2 separate regions of the Homo sapiens genome follow, and region 2 is linked to region 1. Evidence: chromatin loops called from intact Hi-C (ENCODE). Cell type or tissue: K562. All regions are shown on one strand. Links, peaks and the distances in the headings refer to the core of each region. The heading gives the core; the rest is flanking DNA. Region 1 holds the start of SUV39H1 (SUV39H1 histone lysine methyltransferase). Region 2 holds the start of GATA1 (GATA binding protein 1).

Region 1 (14,793 bases), core at 11-8,010:
TCCATGCCCATAACAACTCACACACCAGGATCTTGATGGGCAGGATCCCCCTCTCATTTTTAAAATTTGGCTCTGCCCAGTTCCCAGTTCAAATCAAGCACTGGCCAATTGCAATGGAAAAGGCAAAGACTTAATTATCAGACAGATCTGCTCTAGAACCCGGGAAAGATGCCTCACCTCTGAGCTTTGGTTTCCGCATCTATACAATGGAGGTAACTGATTTCCAACGGGGATCCCACTGAGTCACCTCTCTGCCTCCTCAGGACTTGCTCTCCCAGAAACAAAGGAGTAACTCAAAAGCGTCCTTGGCGTTTACAGCTATTTCCAAGGGCATAATTAGAAACTGTTGCACAGCAAAGCCTAGAATTGAGCTCCCTGCCCCTTCCGATTTCTGAAATCTGGTGAATTCGAGATCTCAGACATCCTACCTTTAGAGGAGGAGAAAAAGAGAAAGGTAGTGGGGAGGAAGATAAAGGTGAGGGAGACTCCAGAGAGGGCAGGCTTCTTCAGTCTGCAAGAGCAACGGAAGAATTTCTAGGTGGAAAGGGGAACTCCCCCAAGCTAGAGAAGGAGGGAGTCTCAGGTTTCCTTTAATTCATTATTCTTTACACCGCAACACCACTCCCCACCCCACCCTGACCAGGTCCCCAGATGGGCACTGAGTCTAGGAAGGATCCATCAGCATCATTTATCCCTACTCCCAGTCCCCCACAGAAATCTTAGAAATCCAGTGTTCTGGTTGGCCGGGCGCGGTGGCTCACGCCTGTAATCCCAGCACTTCGGGAGGCCGAGATGGGCGGATCATGAAGTCAAGAAATAGAGACCATCCTGGCTAACATGGTGAAACCTCATCTCTACTAAAAATACAAAAAATTAGCCGGGCGTGGTGGCACATGCCTGTAGTCCCAGCTACTCAGGAGGCTGAGACAGGGGAATTGCTTGAACCCGAGAGGCAGAGTTGTGGTGAGCTGAGATCACGCTACTACACTCCAGCCTGGGCAACAGAGCGAGACTCCGTCTCAAAAAAAAAATGTGGTATACACAATGGAATACTATTCGGCCATAAAAAACAATGAAATCATGTCTTTTGCAGCAACATGAATGAAACTGAAGGCCATTAATTTGAGTGAAACAACTCAGAAACAGAAAGACAAATACTGAATCTTTTCACTTGTAAGTGGGAGCTAAATAATGTGTACACATGGACATAGCATGTGGAATTATAAACAACAGAAACTTGGAAGGGTGGGGAGGTGGGAAGGAAGTAGATGATGAGGAAATTACTTAACGAGTACAATGTGCATTATTCAGGCTATGGATACAGTAAAATGCCTGACTTCACCACTACACAATGTATCCGTGTAACAAAATTACACTTGTGGCCTGGCACTGTGGCTCATGCCTGCAATCCCAGCACTTTGGGAGGCCAATGCACATTATTCAGTTGATGGATACAGTAAAATGCCTGACTTCACCACTACACAACGTATCCATGTAAAAAAATTACACTTGTGGCCTGGCGCTGTGGCTCATGCCTGTAATCCTAGCACTTTGGGAGGCCAATGTACATTATTCAGATGATGGATACAGTAAAATGCCTGACTTCACCACTACACAATGTATCTGTGTAACAAAATTACACTTGTGGCCTGGCATGGTGGCTCATGTCTGTAATCCGAGCACTTTGGGAGACCAAGGCAGGTGGATCACTGGAGGCCAGGAGTTTGAGACCTGCCTGGCCAACGTGGTGAAACCCCATCATCTCTACTAAAAATACAAAAATTAGCCAGGTGTGGTGGCACACGCCTGTAATCCCACCTACTCAGGAGGCAGAGGCAGGAAAATCGCTTGAACCCGGGAGGCAGAGGTTGCAGTGAACCGAAATCACGCCACTGCACTCCAGCCTGGGTGACAGAGTGAGACTCTGTCTCAAAAAAAAAATATTATATTTGTACCCAATAAATTTATATGAAACAATTAAATGCTTCTGAGATCTGGCTTAATGGTTGCTCAGCCTGCATTCTGGTTCCACATGTAGGTCTGCTTGTGAAAACTCATTACAGTGTTCACCCCTGGTCTGTGTACCCTTCTGTATTTGTGTTACACTCCAATCTGAGGTTTACATTACAATAGGTCAAACCTGTGAATAAAACCTTATATTGGCTCCGGCACTGGGCAACGCAGTAATCATTAAATTAATGCTGAATGAACAGACAACTGGCTGGGAGTGGGACACGGTAGCAATAAGATGGCCTCTTAACTTTTGAGGTCTCCTGAAAAAGTGCTAGTCCAGAATGATTCACTTTCCAGATGAGCAGGAGACACCCACCCCAAGGTCACTTACTGCAGGTTTTACAGACCAGTTTAAGAAACTGCCTAAGATCAAGTAATTTAGTAAATGGCAGAGCCTGGATATGAGTCCAGGTAGTCAGGCTCCAGAATCCAGACTTTTGCCCACTACTTTATAGTGTTTGGGGGCACTACTGGCGACAGACCCTTTTGTCTCCCTCTCAGATCCAGACAGGCAGAGGTCCTGTCTTAAATCACTCTTGTGGGTTGGACAGGTCTCCTGGACACCCGGGAGTGGGAGAGCCCTGCTGCCCGAGGAGACTGGGGGTACATGAGGATGAGCACCTGACTCTGCTCGAGAAGGAGTAAGGGAGGGAAGGGGATGCATGGTGGGACCTTCGCTCCTGTCTGTCCCCTCAGGGCAAGCTGGGGCTGACGGAACCTCAGACCAGCCAGTCACTTCTTAATGAGCTCACAGCTGGACTGGCAGGCAGACAGAATATCCGTTTGGTTAACTGTATAACTGTTTGGTTGACTACAGAACTCATGGAGTGACAGGGAGAAGGCGCAACTTGAGGACGTGACAGCGCAGTTTCCTGAACATCTAACTGAATGACAGCCTGCCTAGGACTGGCTGGGGCTGGTAGCCTGACAGTGGAAAAGACAGGCAGCCTCCTGAGGACCTTGCAGGCTGGCTGACTGATGGCCCGTGGTGCTACTGCCTGCCTGGGTGGCCGGATGTTGTGAATGACTATTGTCAGGAATCACAGCTGGCGGGGGAATGTCTAGATGTTATACTGTCTGGCACCGTGTAAAGGAGGGCCACCTGGGGAAACTTCAGGCTAACTGATCAACAGACCCGTGGCTGCTTGCTAGGCAGCTGTATCTGGTGATCAACTATCCACGCTGCTCGAATCACAGCATGCTGGAGGGCCTGGCTGGGTGCTCTGACTGACTGATCACCTGACAGACGGTGCGGTCAGTCGGATGCTGAGAATGACTGACGATGTGATGAGGGGCGGATTGAACGAGTCACAGGCCAGCTGGCCAGGAGCAAAATCGGCATAGCTGTCTGACTCGATGGCTGTACGTGGTTACGGACTGTCTGCCCTGATAGAATCTCAGCTTCAACGCATCAGAGGAGACTGACTTGACCAATGGTGGGGATGAGTCGCCTGAGAAATGACAGACTGGCTGACCCACTGACAGGTGGTGTGGAGGCTTAATCCTACCTCTAGTTGCTGTGACTATTTGCTTTGAGGGCCTAGCTGGATGTTGTGACTGATCGTGGTGTGAATGAGAAGTAATCTGAGGGAAAGACAGTGACCAACTGATAGTGCCCGACAGGGCTGTATTAGATGCTGACAGTGACAGCTTGTCCCGACCTAATCACAGCCCGCCTGGGGGCATGGCTGGATGCTGCAGTCTATGAGAGGATTTAGCCAGGGAGAATCGCAGCTGGTCCCAGGGCTATGGTGGGTGGAGAGGAGGACTGATTGATCTGCTGACAACGTGAGGACAGGATGGTCTTAGGGAATGATAAGGCAGGCTGGCTAACAGTGCTGTCTGCCTGCCTCCAGGGAGTCGCCGCTGGCCAGGGCACAAATGGAAGCCAGTATTGACTGCCCAGCAGTGTGGATGGGGGCCGGGAGTCTGACTAGGCACCTGTCTGGGGCGACCGCCTGAGCAGTTGGATACGGCACTAGTCCACCTGGGAGCCCCGGCCTGCTTGGGGTTAAAATGAGATGACGGGCTGACTGACGGTGATAACAGGGAGTATGACAGGACTGAGGAACCACTGCGACTGGCTGATAACGTGATTGGCTAGCAGTGTGACAGACAGACCAGCGCACGGGCAGGGCCTCTGGCAACTTTAGCTACCGCCGCTGTCGCTCCCGCTGCCGCCGCCGCCCAGACGCACTCTGGGAAAGCGCGGCGAGCACCCGCCTCCGGGACCGAGCCGGGCGGCAGGGAGGGGTTCGGTCACGGCTCTCCGGTTGGTCCGCGCGGGTGCTGCGAGTCGGGAGCCGCGGCCAATAGGCTGCGCGTTCCCGGCCACGCCCGCGCGAGCGCTCTTCTCGCGAGGCCGGCTAGGCCCGAATGTCGTTAGCCGTGGGGAAAGATGGCGGAAAATTTAAAAGGTGAAGCAGTGGAGGCAGAGGCGCGGGCCCGCTGGCCGGGCCGGGTGGGCTGGAGGGGTGGCGTTGCCGGCTCGGGGCCCCGGCGTCCGAGGCCCCGGCGCCGGGAGCCGGAAGCTCGGCGCGGAAAGGATGAGGCTCGGGGAGCGCGGGCCTGGTGCGCGGGGCTGGGCGGGGCTCAGGGGAGGGGGCGCGCGCCTCGGAACGCAGCGGGCCTGGGGCTAAGTGGGGACGCAGGAGGGGGGCGCGCGCTGCAGATCGCGGCCGGACCGGCGCGCGCACGCGCGGGGGCTTGTCGAGGAGGCCGCGCCCGCGCGCGGGAAAATCGGCCCCTGGTGACCGTTACCCATTCGGTGTCCACGCGAGACGCCGGAAGGGGAGGGAAGATAAGGGGGACAGACCCCCCCTTCAGAGTGCGGGGACTGAGAACTCTTCTGGGGGAAAGTATCGCCTCTCGGCGTGATGGGGGAAGGGTTTGGAATAGAGGATCTCCCAGAAGAGAGAAATGGGGCCTTCCTAATAGGACAGCTGGACTCCCCCATGTGCAGGGAAAGAGGGGTGACTCAGTTATGTTGGGGGGCCCCTCTATGTGACGAAAGCCGCAGGGAGGATGGGTTCCACAAGTGGGAGGACCTCTGAGGGGTTCAGGAGAGTCCACCTGTGGCCAGTTCCGGAGCCAGCAGCTGGAGGGTGTTAATTGGGACCACTTAAGTGGGGTTTCAAATGCAAGTGAAGGAAGGGGTTTGCGAGGACAGGCTGTAGGGAGAGGAAAGCGTGGGCACAGGCGGGCTCAGTCTCCACTTGGTCTTGCCTAAGTAGGGGGGGTAGGGCTTGCACACGAAATAATTTTGAAAAGCTCTTGTACGTTTTTAGGTTGACATCTAAAGTTTAGGTGTGATTTTTGCAATGGGAGGCAGAAAATATTAAACATTTTAAAAAGATGATATAGGATGAGGACTGACTGCCCTTGGAATGTTTTGAGACATGATTTGATAAAATGGCTTCTAAAGTACTTTGATTAAGAATGTGCCTTGAATCAGAAAGAAATCTGTTTTTTAAAATCCGTGTGTCTTACAAAATTTTGGCAGTCCCAGAAATATACCAGGTATATTTAAAAGAATCAGTGTCACTAATCTGTACCGCTTTGCGTATAAATTCAGAGCATAACCCTTTGGATGAGCTTTACTCTTCACAGAAAGATGGATGAGACAGAAAGTCAAAATGCAGTGTGAAAAAATATACCTTGTGGATTTAAGGCACCCAGATTGATCATTTAAGGAGCCTTCCTGTAATGTAGTATCATTCCACAATCTCTTGCTCATAATTCCGAAATCTAAAAAGCCCTGAAAACTGAAATCCTTTTCTTAAATTTGGCACCATTTATGGCAAAAGTAGATTATAAAGTGGAACTCTTCTGTGAGGCTATTTTATATCTCTATTTCTCCTATTTAATGTGGGAAATTCATACTTTTGCTGCAGGACGGTTAATGCATTTGATTATAGCTTGATGTCCCCTGGCCACGCTGGGGGTGTTAGGTGATGTATGGGATATCCTAGAACTAGTCTTGTAAAATCCAAAAAATTTTGAATTCCAAAACACATCTGGCCCAGGAGTTTGAGATAAGGGATTAAAGACCAGTCTTTCCAGTTACGCCTTTGTTTGGTGCCCTGGAGGTTTTAATCTTGTCCTCCCATCCGCCCCACCTCGGGGCACTGCATCCTACTGAGATGGGGGGTTGTTCTCTTTCTTTTGCAAAGTGGAGAGAGGGGTGATCAGGTCCTGAACCCAAAGCAGGTTTGCAGGCAGTTTTAGGAATGACATGGAGTTTGAAGCTCTGGAAATAGATTCCTTTAGGACAATTCATGTTGCAAACCCCGCTTAGAGGTCTGCTGCTCCAGGGGCAGCTTTGGGCAGTGAGTATTGGGGTTCAAAGCACATTTCTGTTGTAGAACAGTCTCAGCACTGGGGAAGGCCTGTGGATTAAATTTCCCTGACTCTTAGTCAGTCTTTGGGATGTCCCAGGGAGGATTTGGGGTCCCCTTTGACTCCTGGCCTAGTCAGGCTGCCCAGTAATAGTTCTTTCTGCCCCGCTTGATCCAGGCTGCAGCGTGTGTTGCAAGTCTTCTTGGAATCAGCTGCAGGACCTGTGCCGCCTGGCCAAGCTCTCCTGCCCTGCCCTCGGTATCTCTAAGAGGAACCTCTATGACTTTGAAGTCGAGTACCTGTGCGATTACAAGAAGATCCGCGTGAGTCTGGGGTGACCATGCTCTGGGAGGGGACAGGTCACAAGGAAGTTAGTGTCCTGCCCTCTTGTCCCCAACTGCCCACATCTGTTTCCAAAGGGAATTTTCTCCTTTGACCCTGAAAACACAGGATGAATAGACCCTTTTATCCCTATGTTACAGATAGGGAAACTAAGTAGCTTTCTGGGCAGGAGCCGGAATGAATTCCCAAATAAATCTCTTCCCATCTCCCTAGGAATACAAAGTAATTGCAGAGATTGAGATGCTGAACCCTGGAGTGGAAATGTCAATAGCTAATGGCTATTGAGCACTTTCAGTGTGCCAGGCGTTTCCTCTCGGAAACTCATTTAATCCCCTAACAACTGAAATGGGGATAGTTATTGCCAGAAGGGGGAGTGGCAGGATGGTTAGGAGAACAAACTGGAGTCAGCATGCTTGGGTTCCAGTCCTGGTTGTGTTACCCCAGGCTACCTACCCAAACCTTCAGTACTTCATTTTCCTTGTCGTAAAAGAGGGATAACTAGGAGCATCTACCTCATGTGGGGTTGTGAGGATTAAGTTAGTTAATAATACATGTAAGCTGCCTAGAACAGGCAAGGACTTGTCAGGGTCCAGGTGAGCCAGGGTGGTGGCAGTGATGATGGTTTGTCACTGGACGTATTTTGAAGGTGGGGCCAACGGGATGTGCAGAGGGTGGGTGTCGGAAGTGTGAACAAAAGAGAAGTCAAGGATGACTCCAGGAGTTCCGGTCTGAACAGCTAGAAGGGAGGGAGCTGATGATGGGGAAGACCAAGGAGAGGAGTGGGTTTGGGAGATTAATTAAAAGTTGGAACAGTTTGGACAGACAGTAAGGGGGAGAGGAGGATTTGAACCTAGTAATCCTCACTCTAGAGCCCATGCTTTTTAATCACCGCATGAAGTCATTCCAGAAAAGGGGTGGGGTGGGGTAGGTGTTATCCATCAGCTTTGGGATGGAAGCCCCATGAAGGCTGGCCCAAAGATCTCACTACTTACGGTACCCCCGTCCCCCTACCCACCCCCAACAGGAACAGGAATATTACCTGGTGAAATGGCGTGGATATCCAGACTCAGAGAGCACCTGGGAGCCACGGCAGAATCTCAAGTGTGTGCGTATCCTCAAGCAGTTCCACAAGGACTTAGAAAGGGAGCTGCTCCGGCGGCACCACCGGTCAAAGACCCCCCGGCACCTGGACCCAAGCTTGGCCAACTACCTGGTGCAGAAGGCCAAGCAGAGGCGGGCGCTCCGTCGCTGGGAGCAGGAGCTCAATGCCAAGCGCAGCCATCTGGGACGCATCACTGTAGAGAATGAGGTGGACCTGGACGGCCCTCCGCGGGCCTTCGTGTACATCAATGAGTACCGTGTTGGTGAGGGCATCACCCTCAACCAGGTGGCTGTGGGCTGCGAGTGCCAGGACTGTCTGTGGGCACCCACTGGAGGCTGCTGCCCGGGGGCGTCACTGCACAAGTTTGCCTACAATGACCAGGGCCAGGTGCGGCTTCGAGCCGGGCTGCCCATCTACGAGTGCAACTCCCGCTGCCGCTGCGGCTATGACTGCCCAAATCGTGTGGTACAGAAGGGTATCCGATATGACCTCTGCATCTTCCGCACGGATGATGGGCGTGGCTGGGGCGTCCGCACCCTGGAGAAGATTCGCAAGAACAGCTTCGTCATGGAGTACGTGGGAGAGGTAGGGAGATGGGACCCGGTGTGTGTGTGCAGCTCTTCCCACCCTGTGTTCACAGTGTGCACCCGGCTCTCCTCACTGTGTGTCTGAAACTCCCTGCTTTCCCTATGGGAAAGGCCTGGGAGACTGATCTGAGTGTCACAGGGACATTGGGCAGGGGCTAGTATTCCAAGCTGGTACACACCAGCATGGCCATGCTGGTGGTTACAGGAACACCAAAATACTTCTGCACTGGGTTGACTTTATCAGGGTACTTAGCAAAGAAGAAAAGTGGGAGCTGAGATCCAGGCAGCCTTAGCATTCCTTGTAACAGGCCATGTGGTCTGGCATAGGGCTGCATCAGCTGGAAAGGCACTTCCTCTTCTCATTTCACAAGGGCCCATCTTATCACCAAGCAGTATCTGCCTGAGGAGCATTGTTTTACCAGTCTGCACAGAAGGAACGCAGTCTGGAGTAGGATGAGACATGCCTTGGACAAAGGTTGGCTAACTCCTTTAGACTTTCAGGACACTGGGGAAGGCCGAGTGTATTAGGCAAGCCAGCCATTGTAAAAACAACCCCCTCATCTTAGTGACTTTGCACATTACAAGTTTGCTTGCTCATGGAACAGTCCATTGTGGGGGTTTGAGTGGGTATCCTTTCACACAGCAACTGGGACACCTAGGCTCTTTCCCTCCTGTGCCTTTGCTGTGCCTTGAAGCCTTGGAGTCACTACCAGATCCTCAGCATTGCCTGGCAGGCGGGCCAAGTGGGGGATAGAAGGGGCCCATCCTAGTGGGCCAGGCCTAGATGCAGCACCCATCACTTCTGCCCATGCTCCACTGGCTGGAACTGAGTCACTGGCCTTACCTCCATGCAAGAGAGGCAACAGGATGTGCTTTAGCCATGTGCCCAGCTGCACAAGGCTAAAGCACAGCCATAACTAGCAACTAGATAACTAGCAAGTATCTACAACAGAAAAATGTCGCATTCTAAGATGGGATGCAGTTAGCATTTGGGATGAGATGATTTTTCGTTATGTAGAACTGTCTCATGCATTGGGGGACATTTAGCATCCCTGGACCTTGACCATTTAAATCCATGAGTGTGCCCTGTCATAGTGACAACCCCAGATACCTCTATATATAGCCATAGGTCCCTTAGGGGTGTGATATAGTTGGAAAGTGACAGAAACTGGCCTGAGGAACACTCACATGAGGGTGTCCACACTGTAGCACTGATACTGATGACAAGGAGAGGCTCCTACTCTGAGAAACTGTACAGAGGGTCACATCTGACAGGGACAGAGACAATCTTGGGTAGAACAATCTACACCACAGAGGACCCTGACAGTCTGGGCAAGGAGACAGCCACACCCTGTCCAGATAACCCTGCTGGCCTGCTGGAGGAGATGTCTACATGCCACAGGACCTGGCCATCTGGAAGGAGGAGGTGGGGAGGTGTCCACACCCTGAGGGCTCCTGACAGTGGGCGGGGGAAGGAGTCCTGATAATCTGCAGGAAGTCCATGTCCCACAGTGACCCCAGTGACCTGGAGGAAGAGCTTGTGCTCTCCACACTCTAGAGGACCTGGTGGTCTGACTTAGGAAGTGTTCACACCCATGTTGTCATGACAGGAAAAAGAAGTGTCCTCACCCCAGAGGGATCCGGACAGCCTGGAGATCTAGTCTACACCCAAGGGCACCCTGACAGTATCGGGGGAAGTGTCCATGCCCTCAATGTCCTGACGCTCTGGAGGAAGTGTCCAGAGGTTGAAGGAACCCAAACTCTCTGGAGGAGATGTCCAGACCCCATAGGACCCAGACAGTCCACCGTCCTAGGGGCTGCACAGAGCAGGAAGTATCTCAGCCTCACTGTACTGGCATCTGGAGGAAACACTGTCTACCACACAGGGTCCTGACAGTCGAGGAGGAAGACTACACCCCAAGGGCAGCCTCAGACCCTCCTGGGCCTGAGACTTTTCTGGCTGCTCTTCCTTAGTGTCAGTGTCTTTAATCCTCCCAGGGATCCTCTCAGCCCTGTCCTCACCCTTCCTGCTCTCCACACATTCTTGCTGCACTATTTCCTGACCGCCCTCCAGCACCCTCAGACCCATGGGTCCTCCTGATGGTGCCACAGGCCTCCGGAAAGAGCCAAACTCATCTTCCCGCATTCCCCTCTGAAGAGACAGTATAGCAAATGGTTAGGAGGGTGGACTCTGGATCCTGACTGCCCGAGGCTGAATCCCAGCTCCACTACTCATCAGCAATCACTAACCTCTGTGCCTGCATTTACTATGTAAAATGGGAACAATAATAGCACTCACCTCACAGGCTTGTTACAAAAATTAAATGAGTTACTATGTATCAAGCACTTGGAAAAAGCACTTGAACAGTGTTCAGTACACAGTAAGTTTGATACAAATGTTATCAGCATAGTTCAAACTTCAGCAAATCCAAAATGTCTGGAAGACCAAGTTTTTTTGTAACCCATCTGGCTACAGGACCCAGCCTGACCGGATAGGGTCCTATTTGTAGTTTTTATTTATCCTACTTGGGGTAATAGTCATACATTTCGTTGCAGCAGTTCTAATTTACTTGATTCTGTAGTGCCGTCCCAGATGCTGCCAGGGTGTTACGGAATCAAGGGCCTATCTGCACACCATGCTATCTACTGTCCTTCTTCAGCTGGGACATGTACTGACAGTCTGTACCAAGAGCTCCCTCCACGGGAGCTGCCCTTCCCTCCTTTGCAGCCTCCCACATTGGGTCAGAACTTTCACGTTCCTGCAGAACATTCCCATCCTCACCCAAGAGACAATGCCAGCCTATTTTATCCATTCTAAAACATGCATTTTCTTCCTATTTTAACATCTCGGAAATGAAGATGTCTTAATTAAATCATGGTGTATCATTTATAATTAACAGCAGTTTTTCCTTTCTTGGTAAAGGGCACATAAAATTAAGGGTGTGCCTTACATTTATAACTGGTCCTCATAACCACTCCTAACATTGCTCACTCTCCTATCAGAAACAGGAACACCTTTCACGTCCATGATCTTGTATGGATCTTTACAACAGCCCCTGTCAGGTTGGGATTTTGTCACTGTCATTCCCATTCTGCAGATGAGAAAACTGAGGCCCAGAGAGGTAGAATAACTTGATTAAAATCACAAAAGTAGTACAATGGATAAAAAAATAAAGGCCCAAATAATATCTAAAACTGGTACCCTGCCAGGCTGTAGCTTTTTTTTTTTTTTTTTAGCTGAGGAAACAGGCACAGAGAGAACATTCAGGATCCCATATCCAGGAGGGGGCAGAGCAGCAGCTGACTCCAAGTCTTCTAGTTCCCATTCACGTCAGCACCCTCTCGGAACTGCCAGCTTACAGCCTGTCTTTTCCATTCATTCTGGAGAGCTGTTAGGGAGCAGAGACAGGCCCATCTGTTCCCAAGCTTTCAGGGTTGACCAATCATTAGAGAATGGGACTGAAAAGAAGATGAGAAGGAACCAAGAAGTGTTTGTGCCCTGGAGGGCCTGCAGTATGACTCACTCCTGGTGAGACTGGGAGAGCAGGTAGTGGCAGAATAGGCATGAAGATGGAGACTAGGAAGGATGTGGGCACTCCTCCTGGCTCAAGGAGGGCCTACGGTGAAAAAGATGGCTCATACCCCACCCACTAGGCCTGTGAGCCTGGGAGAGGCTGCCCTTTGATCCCAGGACTTGATCAGACAAGTGGCCAGCTTCTGAGGTAGGGGAGGAACGGGAAGCTTGGAAGGCTGCCTAGAGAGGTCCCATCTGTTTGAGCTGATGCCACAAGGAAGACTGTTCTCCAGGAGGTGAAGGGAGACTGATCTTGACATATTCCACCCTCATGTTGTGGCCCTTAGGAGAGAGTCCCCACTCTTCCACCAGGTGGTAAAGCCCTTTTATGATCTGCAACTCGTTTTAGAGAATCCGTCTCTTCTCCATTCCCCCTCAAGCCCTAAGCACTGTTTCCTGATCACAGTCTTACACTGTGGGTGTGTGAATCTGTCTCTCTGTGACCAGACTTTGACCCCTTGAGGGCAGGGACCAATCCTGGTTCCTGTGTATCCCCTACCCACCTGTGACCCCTGAGAGTGGACCGGGCCTGGTCCCTGTGTCTCCCTGATCAGACCGTGAGCCCTGCATGCTGGGACTGGGCACAAGGAAGGCCTCAATAAAAACCCTGGCAAGGGAGCCAGGTTCCTCAAGGAACAGAACTGGAGCACGGGGCAGTGGGTAGTGTGGCCCGAGGCAGGGTAAATCTTGGTTTCCTCAAGGCATTGTTAGTCAGCCTTTGGCATGGAACACAGCCTTGAGGGGACAGCCAGGGAGAACACCAGTGTGGCCATCCTAGCTAAGGAGATGGATTCCCAAGTCAGAAGGGCATGGTCACCGGCCCACATGAGGGTGAGCAAGGAAGGAAGCCCGAGAGGGGTCTCTGGAGAAGGGAGGGGAAGGAAGAAGTGTGGCGGGGGAGTACTGGAGCTACCTGGAGGGCCGCCACTTGGACAGAGGACAGGCTGCTAAGCCAGGAAGCAGAATCAAAGTAAACAGCAGTCCCCATGTGTCTCCTGTGTGCTGTGCACTGTTCTTGGCTGAGGTACAGTGGGACCCCTACCCAGGGAAGGGCCTGGTCAGCTACGCTTGGGGATTGGCAGGAGGCTGCCGTTGCTGGCCTCAGGGAAGAGGGGCCATGGGGCCGGAGATTTGTTGGCGTGGATTGGGAGGCAAGGACAGGCTGGGGCTAGGATGGCAGCAAAGCTTCCCATTTCCTAGGACAGGTAGGGAACCAGCTGGGGAGGAGGCACCCACTGCCGTCTGAAGCACCAGTTGGCACTGCGCAGCCCTGGGCCGAGGGAGAGCTTCTCTCACTGTGCTCTCCCTTCATCTTTCCTCCTCCTCTGCTGCTGTCTCTGAAGTGTGTGGCCTCAGCCTCTTTCTGGCTCTCTGAACCTGGGCCTCCCTCTGCCTCTGCCTCCACCTCTCTTGTCTTGAGGCCCTTGCCCCCTTTCCCCATGGCCTGGGTCTCTTCTTCCCCTCTCTCCACGCCCTCCCTGCTGGGTCCTGCATGGGCTCAGGCTCCCTTGCCTGGATCAGTAAGTATCTCTCCCTGTGGCACCCTGGGTCACTTTCTTTCTTGCCCTTGCTTTGGTCTCTCCTGATCACCTTCCTGCTCCGTCCCAAGGCACTGGAGGCTCCAGGGGTTCTTGGGCAGCTCTTGCTGGGTGGCGGCAGGAGGTGCTCGCGTGGCCCCAGTTGGGCCCTGCAGCCAGGCCAGCCTGCACTCACCGCCAGGGACTCCTCCTGCTAGCCAGAGGCCTGAGGCGGGCCAGGCAGTTGCCAGCTGAGGCCCAGCTCCTCAGGAAGGGCCGACAGACTCTCTGCGTCACTGCCCATGTGTGTCCACGGGCAGGGGTGCCTCCTGCTCCCTGTCCTTCAGAAGTCAGGAGCAGTGCCGGCTTTCCTGAGACTTCGCGGCCAATCTCCCCTTACCCATGGCCCTTTCCCTAGATCATTACCTCAGAGGAGGCAGAGCGGCGGGGCCAGATCTACGACCGTCAGGGCGCCACCTACCTCTTTGACCTGGACTACGTGGAGGACGTGTACACCGTGGATGCCGCCTACTATGGCAACATCTCCCACTTTGTCAACCACAGTGTGGGTACCCCCGGCAGGCGGGCAAGGGGTCGAGAGGGGCAGGCTGGAGCCCCTCCTCACTCTCCCAACTGTTCTTTCTCGCCCAGTGTGACCCCAACCTGCAGGTGTACAACGTCTTCATAGACAACCTTGACGAGCGGCTGCCCCGCATCGCTTTCTTTGCCACAAGAACCATCCGGGCAGGCGAGGAGCTCACCTTTGATTACAACATGCAAGGTGGGGGTGGCAAGGGACTGGGGGCAGGGGCGCACTGTGACTTGGGACACAAGGACCCCTCCCAAAGGCACACCAGTCACTCAGAGAACCAAGGAAAATTCTTTAGCGGGAGCTTTAAGATGCTCTTCCTGACTCCCAGTCCCCCATTCGGACTACTAGACCCCTGCCTACCCCTCGAGTCCCCTCATTCCCAGCCCCTGAACCCTAACCCTGAGGCATTCATACCAACTTCTCCCAAGATTCCTGGAGAGTTAAGAAACTCCTGACTCCAGTCTTGACTGAGTTTCCCTCATCCCCCAGCCCCTCCCCACTCCTAGCTCCCTTTGGCCTTCTTCATCCCAAGCCTCTGGACACCCTTGTGGCCTCCAGCCAGTCCCCTCCTTGATAAGCTAGCCACCTCTGAGACCCTCAAGGGCAGGTCTTTGGCAGGAGAGTTCAGATGTACCTCTGGATGCCCAGGTGGCCCTCTATTCCTGCCCCTGCCCCCCCCCACACACCTAAAACGACCCTCCTGGTTCCTTGACGGCTCCCTGCCTCCC
Region 2 (14,793 bases), core at 6,776-14,775, 91 kb after region 1:
TCTTCAGTGCCCCACTGATAGCAAGGACAGGACCAATACCCATGATAGAGGGATCACATACAGATACAAAGTAGCCCACAATTCTTGCCAGTGGTGTGAAATTATGGTTCTTAACAGCATCTTCACTAGCTATGATAACAGCTCCAGCACCATCAGCTATCCCCGATGCATTCCCTGCAGTGACAGTACCATCTTTCTTGAATACTGGAGGAAGTTTCTGTAACTATTCCAGGGTTGTTTGGGGCCCAGCATGCTCATCTACCTGCATTGTCTGTTTTCCTTTCTTTGTCTTCACTTCAATTGGTGCCATTTCATCATTAAAGTAGCCAGCATCATTAGCAGCTTTCCATCTCTGCTGTGACTGCAGGCCGTATTTGTCACATTCTTCTCTGCTTATTTTATGTTTTACAGCAAGATTCTCTGCAGTCATTGCCATGGGGAGCTGGACATGCTGATCTGTTAATCCTATCCATAAAGAATCTTCCAGCTTGATATCTGATCCAAGCTTGGTTCCAAAACACACATTTCTGACACAGTAGGGAGCTTGGCTCATGCTTTTGGTTCCTCCGCATAAAACAACTTCAGCTTCTTTAACACAAATTTCCTAACACCTATTCACAGTGGACTGAAAACCAGAACCACAGAGCCTATTAATCGTGAGAGCTGGGGTCTCCTTTGGGATTCCCACACGCAAACCAACATGCCTTGCCAAAAAAATATGGAACGCTTCACGAATTTGCATGTCATCCTTGCGCAGGGGCCATGCTAATCTTCTCTGTATCGTTCCAATTTTAGTATATGTGCTGCCGAAGCAAGCATGGAGATGATTTTTTTAAAATGGTTAGATTCTGGAGATATTTTGAAGATAGGGACTGGATGAGTTCAACAAAAAAGAGGATGTCAGCTAGAGAAGAGGCCTGAGGACATTTTGGGTTCTAAAACAAGAGAAGGGACAGACAGATGAGTCAGGCAAGTGGGAAGGGAAGTGTGTGGATTCCTGAGTGAAGGAGTGATGGATGGAGGAGCATGCGTGAGAGTCTCCTGAAGTAAAGGAGCCCCTGGTCTTCTGGACTCTGGTCGCTAAATAGTCTTCAGACGGTAGTTCAGCCAGACCCTGTGACTGAACCGCCAAGGAGCCCCAAGAGTGCTGCGAAGAGAGGGAGTGTGAGGATATGAGTTTTAGCAAGTAAAAGGCTTTCCTAAAACCTGTAGCATTTTCTGGCAGTGGAAAAAAAGAGGAAAGGGGTTTTCTGCCTCATTCTAAAAGACAATTTGCCATGGACCCAGACATTATATGCCTGAAGATGGATGATTTATGGATGAAAGGAAAGAGAAAATGAAGGAATAGAAGAAGGAAGGAAGGAACAGATGGGTGGATGGGTGAGTGGGTAGGTAGATGAATGAATGGGTAGATGCTCTGATATTTCCTCCCTCCTCCCCCGAGAAACTCCTTCACAGGTGTGCACAGAGAGAGGAATATGAGTTTATGAATTGCAGATTTGCTATAATAGGGAAAGAAACTAGAAACAATGCAAATGTTCATCAACAGATTAGTGGTTAAACAAAATGTGGTATATCCATTCCATGGAATATTACTTTCAATAAAAGGGAACGAACTTATGAGGCCAGCATTACTCTGATGAGAAAACTAGACAAAGATATCACAAGAAAAACTACAGACCAATATCTAAGTATAGATGCAAAAATCCTCAAAAAAATACAAGTAAGTAGAATCCAGCAACATATAAAAGGATTATACACCACGGCCAAGTGGGATTTATCCCAAGAATGCAAGGTTTGGTCAACTAATGAAAATCAATCAATATAATGCATCATATTAACATAATAAAGAACAAACACCACATGATCTTTTCAGGAGATGCAGAAAAAACATTTGACAAAATTCAACATTCCTTCATGATAAAAACACTCAACAAACTAGGAATAGAAGAGAACTTCCTCAACCTGATAAAGGACATCCACAAAAAACCCACAGCTAAGATCATACTTAATGGTGAAAGTTGGAAAGGAACAACACAAGGATGCCCCTTCTTACCATGTCTTTTCAACACTGTATTGGATGCTCTACCTGGGGCATTAGGCAACAAAAAGAAATAAAACGTATCCATATTGGAAAGGAAGAAGTAAAACTATCCCTATATGCAGATGACATGATCTTATACATAGAAAATGTTAAGGAATCCACCACGAAACCATTAGAGCCCCATTAGTGCATAACCATTAGAGCAAGGTTGCAGGATATAAGATTTTGTATCATATATGCTAGCAATTAACAATCCAAAAGTGAAATTAAGAAAACTATTCCATTTACAATAGCTTCAAAATGAATAAAATACTTAGTAATAAAATGAATGAAAGAAGGGTAAGACTTATACACTGAAAACCATAAAATATTATTGAAAGAACTTAAAGAAGACCTAAATAAATGGAAAGACATCACATGTTCATGGATTGGAAGACTTTATAGTGTTAAGATGGCAATACTCCCCAAATTGATCTACAGACTTGATGCAATCCCTATCAGAATCCCAGCTTGCTTCTTTGCAGAACTGACAAGCTGATTCACATGGGAGTGCTAGGGGCCCAAAATACAACAATCTTGAAAAAGAAAAACAAAGTTAGAGGACTCACACCTTCCAGTTTAAAAACTTACTATACAGCTACAGTAATCAAGACCATGTGCTACTGGCATAAAAACATACATATAAATTAACGAAATAGAATTGAAAGTCCAGAAATAAATTCATACATTATAGGCAACTGATTTTTTTGAGACAGGGACTTGCTCTGTTGCCCAGTCACAAACATAGCTCACTGCAGCCTCAAACTCCTGGGCTAAGCGATACTCCCACATCAGCCTCCCAAGTAGCTGGGACTACAGGCATGCACCACTGTGCTCAGCTAATTTTTAAAAAACTTTTTGTAGAGACAGGGTCTCAATGTGTTGGACAGGCTGAACTCCTGGGTTCAAGTGATCCTCCCACGTTGGCCTCCCAAAATGCTGGGATTACAGGTGTGAGCCACTGTGTCCAGCTAGCAATTGATTTTTGACAAGTGTACCAAGACCATTCAATGGGGAAAGAATGCTCCTTTCAACAAATGGTGCTGAGACAGCTGAGTATCCACATGCAAAAGAATAAAGTGGGACCCCTTCCTCATACCATATACAAAAAACAACTCAAAACAGATCAAAGACCTAAATGTAAGAGCTAAAACGATAAAACTTTTAGAACGGGGGTCCCCAACCTCCAGGCCACAAACCCATCTGTGGTCTCTTAGAAACTGGGCCACACAGCAGGAGGTGAGCTGCGGCTTGCTGCCATTCATGAAGCTGAGCCCGCCTCCTGTCAAATCAGCTGCAGCATTAGATTCTCTTAGGAGCTCAAACCCTATTGTGAACTGTGCATGCGAGGGATTTAGGTTGTGCACTCCTTATGAGACTCTAATGTAACGCGCTTGAATCATCCTGAAAACATCCCCACTTCTGTGGAAAAAAATTGTCTTCCATGAAACTGGTCCCTGGTGCCAAAAAGTTGGGGACCGCTGCTTTAGAAGAAAACAGGCTTAAGTCTTTGTGACCTTGGATTAGGCAATGGTTTCTTAGACGTGACATCTAAAGCATAAGCAGCCAAAGAAAAATAGACACACTGGAGTTCATCAAAACTATAAGCTTTCTGGCTGGACGCAGTGGCTCACGCCTGTAATCTCACCACTTTGTGAGGCTGAGGTGAGTGGATTGCTTGAGCCCAGGAGCTCAAGACCAGCCTAGGCAACATGGTGAAACCCCATCTCTGCAAAAAATACAAAAATTAGCCAGGAACGGTGGCATGCAACTGTAGTCCCAGCTACTTGGGGGACTGAGGCAGGAGGATCACTTGAGCCTGGGGGGTCAAGGCCTCGGTGAGCCACGTTCACCCCCACTGCACTGCAGCCTGGGTGACAAAGTGAGAACCTGTCTCAAAAAAAAAAAAAGTGAAAAGACAACCTACAGAAGACAATATTTGAAAATCACATATCTAAAAAGAGTCTAGTATCCAGAATACATAAAGAACTCTTACTACTCAACAATAAAAGGACAAATAACCCAATTCAAAATGGGCAAAGGATTTAAATAAACACTTCTCCAAAGAAGATAAATGGGCTGGGCACGGTGGCTCATGCCTGTAATCCCAGCATTTTGGGAGACTGAGGCGGATGGATCACTTGTGGTCAGGAGTTCGAGACTGGCCTGGCCAACATAGTGAAACCCCATCTCTCCTAATAATACAAAAATTAGCCAGGCATGGTGGCGGGTGCCTGTAATCCCAGCTACTCAGGAGACTGAGGCAGGATAATCACTTGAACCCAGCAGGTGGAGGCTGCAGTGAGCCAAGATCGTGCCACTGCACTCCAGCCTGGGTGACAGAGCAAGACTACATCTCAAAAAAAAAAAAAAAAAAAAAAAGAAGATAGATGACCAACAAGTTTATGAAAATATGCTCAACATCAGTGGTCACAGGGAAATGCAAATCAAAACCATAACAAGACACCACTTCACACCCACACCCAGTAGGATGGCTAGAATCAAAAAGAGGGACAATAAAAAGTGTTGGAGGCCAGGCATGGTAGCCTGTAATTCCAGCACTTTGCAAGGCCAAGGCAGGCAGATTGCTTGAGCCCAGTAGTTTGAGACTAGCGTAGGCAACGTGGCGAAAATCCCATCTCTACGAAAAATTAACAAAAATTTAGCTGGGTGTGATGGCATGCACCTGTAGTCCTGGCTACTCAGGAGGTTGAGGTGGGAGGATCACTTGAACCCAGGAGGTTGAGGCTGCAGTGAGCAGAGATCATGTCACTGTACTCCAGCCTGGGGAACAGAGTGAGACCCTGCCAAACAAAAGAAAAAAGAAAAAAAAGAAAAAAGAAAGAAAGAAAGAAAGAGAGAGAGAGAGAGAGAGAGAAAGAAAGAAAGAAAGAAAGAAAGAAAGAAAGAAAGAAAGAAAGAAAGAAGAAAGAAAAGAAAAGAAAAGAAAAGAAAGAAAGAAAGAAAGAAAGAAAGGAGTGTTGGAGAGAATGTGGTTAAATTTAAATTTGAATCCCCATATGGCAGCTGTGGAGAACACTTGCAGTTCCTCAGAAAGTTAAACATAGAATTACCATATCACCCCGCAATTCCATTCCTAGTTATATACCCAAGAAAACGAAAAACATATGTCCACATAAAAACTTTCACATGAATGTTCATAGCAGCATTATTTGTGATAGCCAAGAGTCCATCAATGGGTGAATGGATAAGCATAATGTGGCATTTCTTTTTCCTTTTATCTTTTGAGACAGGGTCTCACTCTGTTGCCCAGGCTGGAGTGCAGTGGTGCAATCATGGCTCACTGCAGCCTCAACTTGCTGATCCTCCCACCTGAGCCCCCCAAGTAGCTGGGACCACAGGCATGCACCACCACACCCGGCTAATTTTTCTTTTTTGTAGACACGTGTTCTTGCTACGCTGCCCAGGCTGGTCTCGAACTCCTGGGCTCAAGCAATCCACCCACCTCAACCTCCCAAAGTGCTGAGATTACAGGTGTGAGCCACCGCATCCTAGCTATAATGTAGTAGGTATTTTCATACAAAGGAATATTATTCAGTCATGAAAATGAATGAAGTACTGATACATGCTACAATATGAATGAACCTTAAAAAACTTATGTGAAGTAAAAGAAGGCAGTTACAAAAGGCCACATATTATATGACTGCATTTATATGAAATGTCCAAAACAGACAAATTCATAGAGACAAAGAGATTTGTGATGGCCCGGGGATGGGAGGAGAGGGAAATGGAATGGGAGGGTGTATGTTAATAGATATAGGGTTCCTTTTGGGGGTGATGAAAATGTTCTGGAATTAGGTAGTGGATAGTTACACAACCTCGTGATATACTAATCGCTTTGCTATACATTTTAAGAGTGAATTTTATGGTTAAGAGCAAATTTTATGGTATGTGAATTATGTCTCAATAAACAGAAAAAGAAAAAAAAGAATGAACTATTGATACACACGACAATGTGGAAGAATGTCACAGACATTATGCTGAGCAAAAGCAGCACATACTGTATGATGTGCTTCCATTTCCATGAAGTGCAAAAACAGGCCAAAAAAACCCCAGGTATCATATGGTGTTTATGGGTACCAACATATGGAGTGATGGAGTAAAAATACTCATGAGGAAGATAAACACCAAGCTCAAGGCAGTAGAAGGAGAGAGGGAAATGGAATCAGTACAAGAGCATCTGTAATATCGCATATCCTTTAAAAACAATCTGAAGTCAATAAGGCAAAATATTAATGTTTGACAAAAGTAGATGCTTGTTACAGCACCCTTTATACTTTCCATTTTTTAAAACAGTCAACCAACAGTTTGTTTCTGAGGGCAAACGCTTGACTCCTTAACCAGGCTTTGGTTGACATTTGCCTTGGTGCTTTTGACACCACAGTCTGTCAGGCTCTGTCCCCACCCTGATGGGCTCCACAGTACAGAAGAGGCACAAACAGTACAAATGCCATGGGGCCTGGACCAAGCAGGGGCTCTAGAACCCCAGAAGATGCCAGGAGGGAGTGAGCCAGTCAGGGAAGGCTTCCGAGAAGAGAGGACATTGAAGAAGAGTCTCAAACTTAGGCCTGACGGAGAAGACGCGCGGCCAGGACACCCCACCCCCGCCCTCGTCTCCCCCAAAGCCTGATCTGGCCCCACTGATTCCCTTATCTGCCCACTCCCAGCTGCCTCCTTGCTGGCTGAACTGTCGCCGCAGACTTCTGAGCCTGCGCCCCCTCCACGGGGATGGGGGAGGGAATGGGGTGAGGCCTGGCCTCACAGCCTCGGGGTTTCCAGCTCTTGCTGGAGGCAGGGCTCTGGGGCGCCCTACTCCTCACCCTTGGCTTCTCTTCCTGAGCGCTCTGTGCTCTCCAGAAATGAAGAAATGGGGTGAGTCCAGCGGCCAAACCCTTGTCTTAGCTCTTAGACATGCCTCGAGCCTGCCATTCCCTGTGAGGACAGATTTCCCTATGTTGCGACCGCTGCTTCTAATAATAATAATGATGATGATAATTCCCATTTACAGAGCACACCATTTATGGTGTGCCAGCAGGCCCTGTGCTGAGTGGTTCCTACCCACGTGGGGGGCTAGGACTTTACCCGTTTTCCAGATGAAGAAACTGAGGCTCAGAGGGCGTCTGGCCCAGGAATCACACAGCAAATCACACAGCAAATCAGAGTTGAGACAAGAACCCAGGGCCCTGGAGGAACATCTTCATTTCCACACACCTATGTAGAACCAGTCTGGAGGTGAGGGCAATTATACACACTTGCACCACAAGGAGCTGGTGAGAATGCGATAGAATTATGGGTGGAGAGCGCTTAGCACAGTGCCTGGGGTCACTCAGCAAATAATGCCGCTGCTGTTATTATTAGTCTATTAATGCTATTATTAATATCAGAATTAAACAAGCCTCGGCAACATAGCGAGACTTCATCTCTATTGAAAAAAAATTTTTTGCTGGGTGTGGTGGCATGCACCTGAAGTCCCAGCTCCTCAGGAGGTTGAGGTGGGAGGATCACTTGAGCCCAGGAGGTGGAGGCTGCAGTGAGCCAAGATTGTCACTGCACTCCAGCCTGAGTGACATAGTGAGACACTGTCCCCAAAAAATATTTAGTACGTATCATTATCACTATTGTTGTTAGAATTAGAATAGTTTTAGAATTAGTGTTAGTATTAATAATAGTATTAGTGTTAGATTAAAATTAGTATTAGCATTAGATGAGTATTACTATGAAAATTAGTATGTCCTCATAGAAGTAGAGAGTAGAATAGTGGTTACCAGCAGATGGGAGGGTAGGAGGCAGGGAGGGATGGGGAGAGGCTGTCAATGGGTACAAAGCTACAGTTAGATAGGAGGCATAAGTTCTGGTGTTCTAATGCATAGTACAATGACTAGAGTCAACAATAAATGTATATTTCAAAATAGCTGAAAGAGGCGTTCTCGAATGTTCTCATCACAAAGAAAAGATAAATGTTTAAGGTGATGAATATGCTAATTACCTTGATTTGATCACTACACAATGTATACATGTAACAAAACATCATGTTTTACCCCATATATATGTACAACTATTATGTGTCAATCATAAATTTAAAGAAATAAAATTAGTTTTAGTGTCAGTATCAATATTACAATATTGGTATTACTCTTAGTGTCAGCATATTATTAGCATTAGTACTATAAGTAGTAGTAGGGTTAGAAAGGGCTATGTACTCTCCCTTGTATGCAGTAGGTACTCAATAAATAAATAGGGGTACTTAATATTTATTGAGATTTCAGATTCAAGTAAGTTAAGATCATGTAACATGGGTTAAAACTCATTTAGTCTCCCCAGTCACTGCATGGAGTGGCTTATTGGGGTATATTATTACCCCATTTTTACAGATGAGGAGCTAAATTCCAGAGGGGATGGTAACTCTCCCAAGGTCACCTGATCCATTAGTGGTTAGGGCAGTCTATGAACGAGGATGAGCTGGCTCTAGAGACCATCTCCTGAAACCACTGCCACTTAAGTCAGAGGTGTCTTTGTATTCGTTCTCCTTATTACTGATGAGGGTTCAGCATGGGGCGTGGCACACCAGCAGGAGCTCAATAAATAGGAATTCATGGGCTTGCTCTCTTTCCTCCTCAAATCTCCCATTGCATATGAGGACACTGAGGCTCAGAGGAGTGAGATAAGAATGGTAAGATCCCTCCAGGGTGGGCCAGTGGGCAAGCTGACCCCACTGACCTGGGGCTCCACCCTTGGCCTCTGCCCTTTGTAGGTCTCAGTCTCCCCATCTGTAGACTAGGTGGGCAGGACAGCTCCTTGTCCCACGTGTGCATGTGTGTCAGATGCTTTCATATAGAAAAAGTGCTCAGGTTAGGTACAAGTCTATGTGAGGTCTATGAGACACTGTGGTTGTTGTCATTAATATTTGGAGGAGGTGGGGCAGGGCAAGAGTGTGGGGACTGGGGTGCGGAGGCCTAGCCACATTCTGGTTGTCCCCTGCTGAGGGCTGAGGGCAGAGCCACAGGCTACATCAATCCACATCCTCCCATCCTACCTGCATGGGCACCACATGCCCAGGGTGTGATCCAGTCTGCCTGGACCTTCTTCTGAGTCTGTCTCTGAATATCCCTCTGTCTCTGTCTCCCTTCTCAGTTCTCCACTTCTGTCTTTGGCCTCTTTCCCTTTCAGGTTTTATCTGTCACTTCTGTCCATCTCTGTCTCTCATTCTCTCTTTGCCTCTCTCTATATGTCTTTAATGGTCTCTGGTTCTCCCCGGGTGTCTCGCCCTCTTTGTCTCTCCTTTTCTTTTGTGCCCTCTCTCTGCCTCTTTCCACGTCTGTCTCCTTCTCTATTCATCTCTGTCACTCTCTTTCTCCCCATTTCCATCTCTCTCCGCCTATCTCTGTTTTTGTTTGTCTCTCTGCCTCTGTCTCTCCCACTCCACCCCTTTCCTTTCCTACCCTATACCACTCCTCGAGGAATCATCCCTGGCTCCCACCTCAGTTTCCCGCCTCCAAGGCAGCATGGCGGGCAAGAAGTTGAGGCCACTGTCCCTGGGTGTTCCTACCCCCACACCCTCACCCCAAGACAGCCTGTTACTGCGGCGCCAACAGCCACGGTCGCCTACATCTGATAAGACTTATCTGCTGCCCCAGGGCAGGCCGGAGCTGGCGTAAGCCCCAGTGGGGCGCTAAGTGAGTGTGCCCCTGCCTCCCGCCAGCACTGGCCTGGCCTGCAGGCTTAGCCTGGGTCATCAAGGTATCCCACAGGCTCTAGTTCAAATCCAGCAGAACCTCTCTGAGCCTCACTCTTCTCACCTGCAAAATGGGTACAGCCACATCCCTTCTCTCCCTGCAGCCAGGAAGACGCACATACACAGGAGTCTAGCCCACACCGGCCCCGCACAAATTAAGGGCTTTACTCTCTGAAAAGCCCAGTGAAGTCATGAAACCATATCTGCTATTTTCATTTATCTTGGTTTCAGCCTATTTTGCTTGTCTGGACACTACAGTCCACGGGAGCCTAGGTCGAGCGAGGTCCAAGAATCCCCAGGGTGGGCAGGGAGGGTGGAAGAGGGCCTCCAGTGCCCAAGAGGTGCCCCACAAGCATGGGACCCGCCCCCTCCCCTGGACTGCCCCACCCACTGGGGCACCAGCCACTCCCTGGGGAGGAGGGAGGAGGGAGAAGGGAGGGAGGGAGGGAGGGAGGAAGGGAGCCTCAAAGGCCAAGGCCAGCCAGGACACCCCCTGGGATCACACTGAGCTTGCCACATCCCCAAGGCGGCCGAACCCTCCGCAACCACCAGCCCAGGTCAGTCTCAGCCCCCAGAGAGCCCCCACCAAGGCAACCCTGGGCCTGCTGCCCCTACCCTTATGCTTGCTCCAGGCTCCCCAACCCACAGCTGGTCCCCAAAGTGTCAGCCAGCCCTGAATCCCTTTACAGCTCCTCCAACCCACCTGTCTTTCCAACTCCCATTTCTACCCCAAATCTACCCCCTAAACCCCACCTCTTTCTGCCCTCTCATCCACTCCGTCCAAGATATCTATATCCTCTGGATCCCTTCACTTTGCTCGCTATACCCCTAGGTCTGTCTCCCCTAAACACTAACTCTGTCTCCCAAAACATGACTTTATCTCCCCAAATCCTTTCCCTGTCCCATATCTGATTTCCACTCACCCAAACTTGTCTCTGTCTCCCTGACTTCTCCTCCAAACCTCACTTTTCTGCTCCCAAACCCCTTATCTGCTCTACAACGCCTTGTCTTTGCCCCACTCTCTCTGAGCCCCCAAACCTGTCTCTGATCTGCCAAACCCTAGCTCCATCCTCTTACCACCATCTCTGCCTTTCAAACCCACTCTTTGTTCCCAATGACTTCTCTCTGATCTCCGCAAACCATTTATCTCTCCCAACTCCCTGCCTGCTCAGTAAAATATCTTTGTCACTTCAAACACCAAGTCAACTCCCCAAAATCTGTTCTGCCGCATGAACCCTCATGTCTGCCTTCCCCAAACCGTATCTCAGCCCTAAAACACATCTCATTGTCTCCCTGAATCTCTCCAGCTCCAAGCCTTTCTCTACTCCAATTCTATCTTGGCTTCTCAAACTCCCCTTTACTAGCCACATTCTGTCTGCCCAAACAGATCTTTGACTCCTAAACTCCATCTCTCCTCCAGAAAAACCCTTGAACTCCCCAGACTTTTCTATGACCCTCAGAATCTGACTCCCACACTACTTCTCAACTTTATTTCTGACTCTCAAACTTCGCCCCGATCCCCCAACCTCGTCTGTTTTCACAACCTATTCCTGAGCCCAAAATGTGTCTCTGAACTTCCAAGCTCGTCTCTGCTCCACAACCCCGCCCATATCTGCCTCCCCACAAACTCCATGGCTACACCCCAAACCTCTCTGACTTAACCCCATATCTGACCTTCAAATTCCACCTCTATCTCCCCCTAAGCCCCATATCTGCCCCCTAGACCTTATATCTGCTCCCTTCAGCCCGGTGAGACCCTCCCTTGAGGGCTGGGATTGGAACGTTACCTGGGGTGAGGGGCTGGGGCCGAGGGAGAGTGGAGGGTGCCAGCTGCTGCCTGCTGCCGCCGTTGGGGCAACACTTACTCTAGTGGGGCAGCTGATAAGGAGCTTTCATATCCCCCAGCCTCGAGATAAACTTTATCTCTGTCCGGAGAGTGATAACTGGGGGTGAGGAGGCTGGGCCCCTGCCATGGGAGGGGTGGGCAGCCCTGGACTCACCAACGTGTGAGGTGCAGGGGTTGGGGGCAGTGGGGCTGGAGGGAGATCATGGTGGGTAAGGTGGAGTTGAGGGGATGAGGGAATAGTGGTGAAAGAGTGAGCAGAAGACACACAATGAGACAGGGAAGAGAGGGAGAAACAGGGAGAGATGGGAAGAGAGAGACAGAGACACAGAGACAAAGAGCAAGAGACAAAAGAGACATGAAGAGAAAGGAAAAACAGAGAGAGAGAAACTCAACGAGTAAGAGACAGAGACAGACAGATGGCCGGAGAAAAAGAAGGAAAGACCCGGGAGCAGAAAAGGAGATAGAAATGCAGAGATACACGCAGGTAGCACTGTGAAGAGGCAGAGACTAACACAGAATTAGAGACAGAGAGGAAAGAGATGGAGACCAAGATGGGGAAGCAAAACACTCTCTTCAGAGAGCAACAGCAGGCACCCTGGGGCTGAGAAGGTGTTGGCGGTGGGCACACTTGTGGCCCATCTCTTTCCTAGCATAACTCCCAAGCCTGGGCCTGCCCCTTAGCCTGTCTATACCATGGGTCATGTAAGCAGGAGTGAGGGGCAGTTTGAAGACAGCCTTCTAGTCTAGCCCTGTCACTCCACCCTACAGACACAGAAACAGAGCAGGCCAGCACAATAGGGCCAGGGCCAGCATTCCAGGCTCCTTATCCTGAGCTGCATGTGGCTGGGTACGGTCAGGGGTATGGGACTAGTAAGAGGCACGTGGACATAAGGTCAGAGGGCCCAAAGAGAGGGAAACAGAGGGAACAGACAAACAAGCAGGAAGAGTGGGAGAGATGCAGAGATGTTCAGAGAGATAGGAGAGGAGAGGGAGAAAGCAAGAGTAACAGAAAGAGAGAGCCAGAGAGAGAAACATGGGAAGACAGAAAAGAAGACAGAAAATCATCAAACATTACAAAAGCACAGAAAGAGGTCGGGCGCAGTGGCTCACGCCTATAACCTCAGCACTGTGGGAGGCCGAGGTGGGCCGATCACTTGAGGTCAGGAGTTCAAGACCAGCCTGGCCAACATGGCAAAACCTCGTCTTTACTAAAAATACAAAAATTAGCTGGGTGTGGTGGCATGTGCCTGTAATCCCAGCTACTAGGGAGGCTGAGGCACGAGAATCACTTGAACCTGGGAGGCTGGGGTTGCAGTGAGCTGAGATCGCACCACTGCACACCAGCCTGGGTGACAGAGTGAGACTCCGTCTCAAAAAAAAAAAAAAAAGAAAAAGAAAAAGCACAGAAGGAGAAGACAAGCTATATCATAGAAACACAGAAAGCTGGGGAAGCTACAGAGTCAGACTTGAGAGGGAACAGAGAGTCAGGGGAAAGAGCCCCAGGGGATAGAGAAGTGGAGAGCTAGATGACAGACACACACAAGGCAAAACAGGCAAAGGGCCATCCCACAGGTCTCAGCTCAGCCCCAGCCCATCACCACCCCCAATACAGCAGATGGGGAAACTGAGGCCTGGGAACTGAAAGAGCCTGAAAGCAGAACTCTGGTGGGCCTCTCCAGGGGAGAGGGTACCGGTAGAGGTACCTCCCACCTGCCACCCTCTTCAGAGGAAGTCAGTGGCCTTGGGGTGATTTCAAAAGTTGGGCGGGGAAGGCAGAGATAAGCAGTGGGGGGTACTGACCCCCCCCCAACCAAGAAGTAGGGAGGAACTAAGGGGGCCTTCTGTCTGTAGACGCAACAGAGGTGGAGGGAGGAGGGAGTCAAGCCCGGAAACCATGGGGTTTCTGAGAAAGTTAGAGGGCAAGATACAACAGATAGGGATGAAGTTGGGGAGCAGAGGATGGTGAACCCCAAAGTCCTGGGTGAAGTGACCAAGAGGCAAGGGACTCTGGTCCTGCATGCCATCCCACCCTCACCCAGACTCTTCTAGAGGGGGAGGGAAGAAAGGACGGGGGGACGGGGAGAATAAGAGGAAGTGGAGGAGGGGAGGAGAGGAGATGGGGAAAGGGAGAAAAGGATGAACAGAAAAGGGAGGAGAAGGATGAAGAAATTGGAGGGGAGGAGAAAATGAGTAGTAGGAGAAAGGAGTGGAGAGTAGATGTAGACAGGGGAAGAGAGGCCGGAAGTGGTGGCTCACACCTGTAATCCCAGTACTTTGGGAGGCTGAGGTGGGAGGATCACTTGAGGCCAGGAGTTCAAGACCAGCCTGGGCAACAGAGTCATACCCCATTTCTACAAAAAAAAAACAAAAACTAGCCAGGCCTGGTGGCACACACCTGTAGTCCCAGCTACTCAGGAGGCTGAGGCAGGAGGATCACTGCCGGGAGGCAGTGGTTGCAGTGAGCCGAGATCGTGCCACTGCACTCCAGCCTGGCAACAGAGGAGACCCTGCCTCAAAAAAAAGTGTGTGTGGATGGGGGAGAGGGAGATAAGGTGTGTGAGAAAGGTAGAAAAGGAGAATGAAGACAAAAAGAGAAGGAGGACAAGGAAGAGGGGAAACAGGAAAGGAGAAGGAGGAGGTCAAGGAGGAAAAGAAGAAGGTGGAGGAGAAAAAGGAAGCAGGAGAGAATGAGAAAAGAGTGGAAAGAGAAGGAAATGGGGAAGAGGGGGGCAAAGAAGAGATGGGAAGAAGAGAGACGGGAGAAAGACAGGAGGAAAAGGGAAGGGGGGAAGAAGAGAGAGAATGGAAGGAAGAAGGGAGAGGTAGAAGCAGATGAGAGTGGAGGAAGAGCGAGAGGAGGGAGGAGAGGAAAGACAAACGGCAAGAGGGGGAGAACGAGGAGGAAGATGAAAGGAGGGGCACACAGGAGTGGAACGGGGAGATGCAGGAGGGAAAAGAGAGGAGAGGGAGGAAGAGAAGGAGGGGAAGGAGAGGGGAGACTAAGGTGAGGAGGAGGGGGGAATGGGGAGGTGGGAAGGAGAAATATGGAGACTGAGGTGATGGAGTGGGAGGAGGGGGAAAGGAGGGAAGAGGAGCAGGTGAAAGGAGGTG

The links. A loop is a pair of places that touch in the nucleus more often than their neighbours do. Peaks named below come from ENCODE experiments on the same cell type or tissue, not always from the same donor. Only the 100,000 strongest peaks of a DNase experiment are listed, where the experiment ranks them.
Region 2: it touches region 1 in a loop (3-fold over the local background); 2 of 110 quality-filtered maps call a loop at or near these places.

What each region holds. Positions count from the first base shown.
Region 1 is chrX:48,692,374-48,707,166 of GRCh38, forward strand. It overlaps SUV39H1 (SUV39H1 histone lysine methyltransferase), which reads left to right and starts at 4,361. Exons shown (of 6, transcript NM_003173.4): 1 at 4,361-4,430; 2 at 6,529-6,674; 3 at 7,718-8,380; 4 at 13,892-14,038; 5 at 14,125-14,254. The coding sequence starts at 4,412. LOC124905187 (a long non-coding RNA gene) reads right to left here and starts at 747. Exons shown (of 2, transcript XR_007068229.1): 1 at 178-747. RefSeq lists silencers at 3,975-4,054, 4,085-4,384, 4,675-4,774 and an enhancer at 4,915-5,194. In K562, for the core only: no CTCF peak of the experiment used is centred there; DNase peaks (open chromatin) are centred at 4,198 and 4,808; H3K4me3 peaks cover 2,328 bases.
Region 2 is chrX:48,776,253-48,791,045 of GRCh38, forward strand. It overlaps GATA1 (GATA binding protein 1), which reads left to right and starts at 10,338. Exons shown (of 6, transcript NM_002049.4): 1 at 10,338-10,393. It also overlaps the pseudogene ACAA2P1 and the pseudogene RNU6-29P. RefSeq lists an enhancer at 6,412-7,140 and cis regulatory regions at 6,485-7,065, 6,545-7,045, 6,712-6,833, 8,365-9,025, 9,465-10,585 and 1 more. In K562, for the core only: no CTCF peak of the experiment used is centred there; DNase peaks (open chromatin) are centred at 6,779, 9,719, 10,259 and 13,489; H3K4me3 peaks cover 6,352 bases.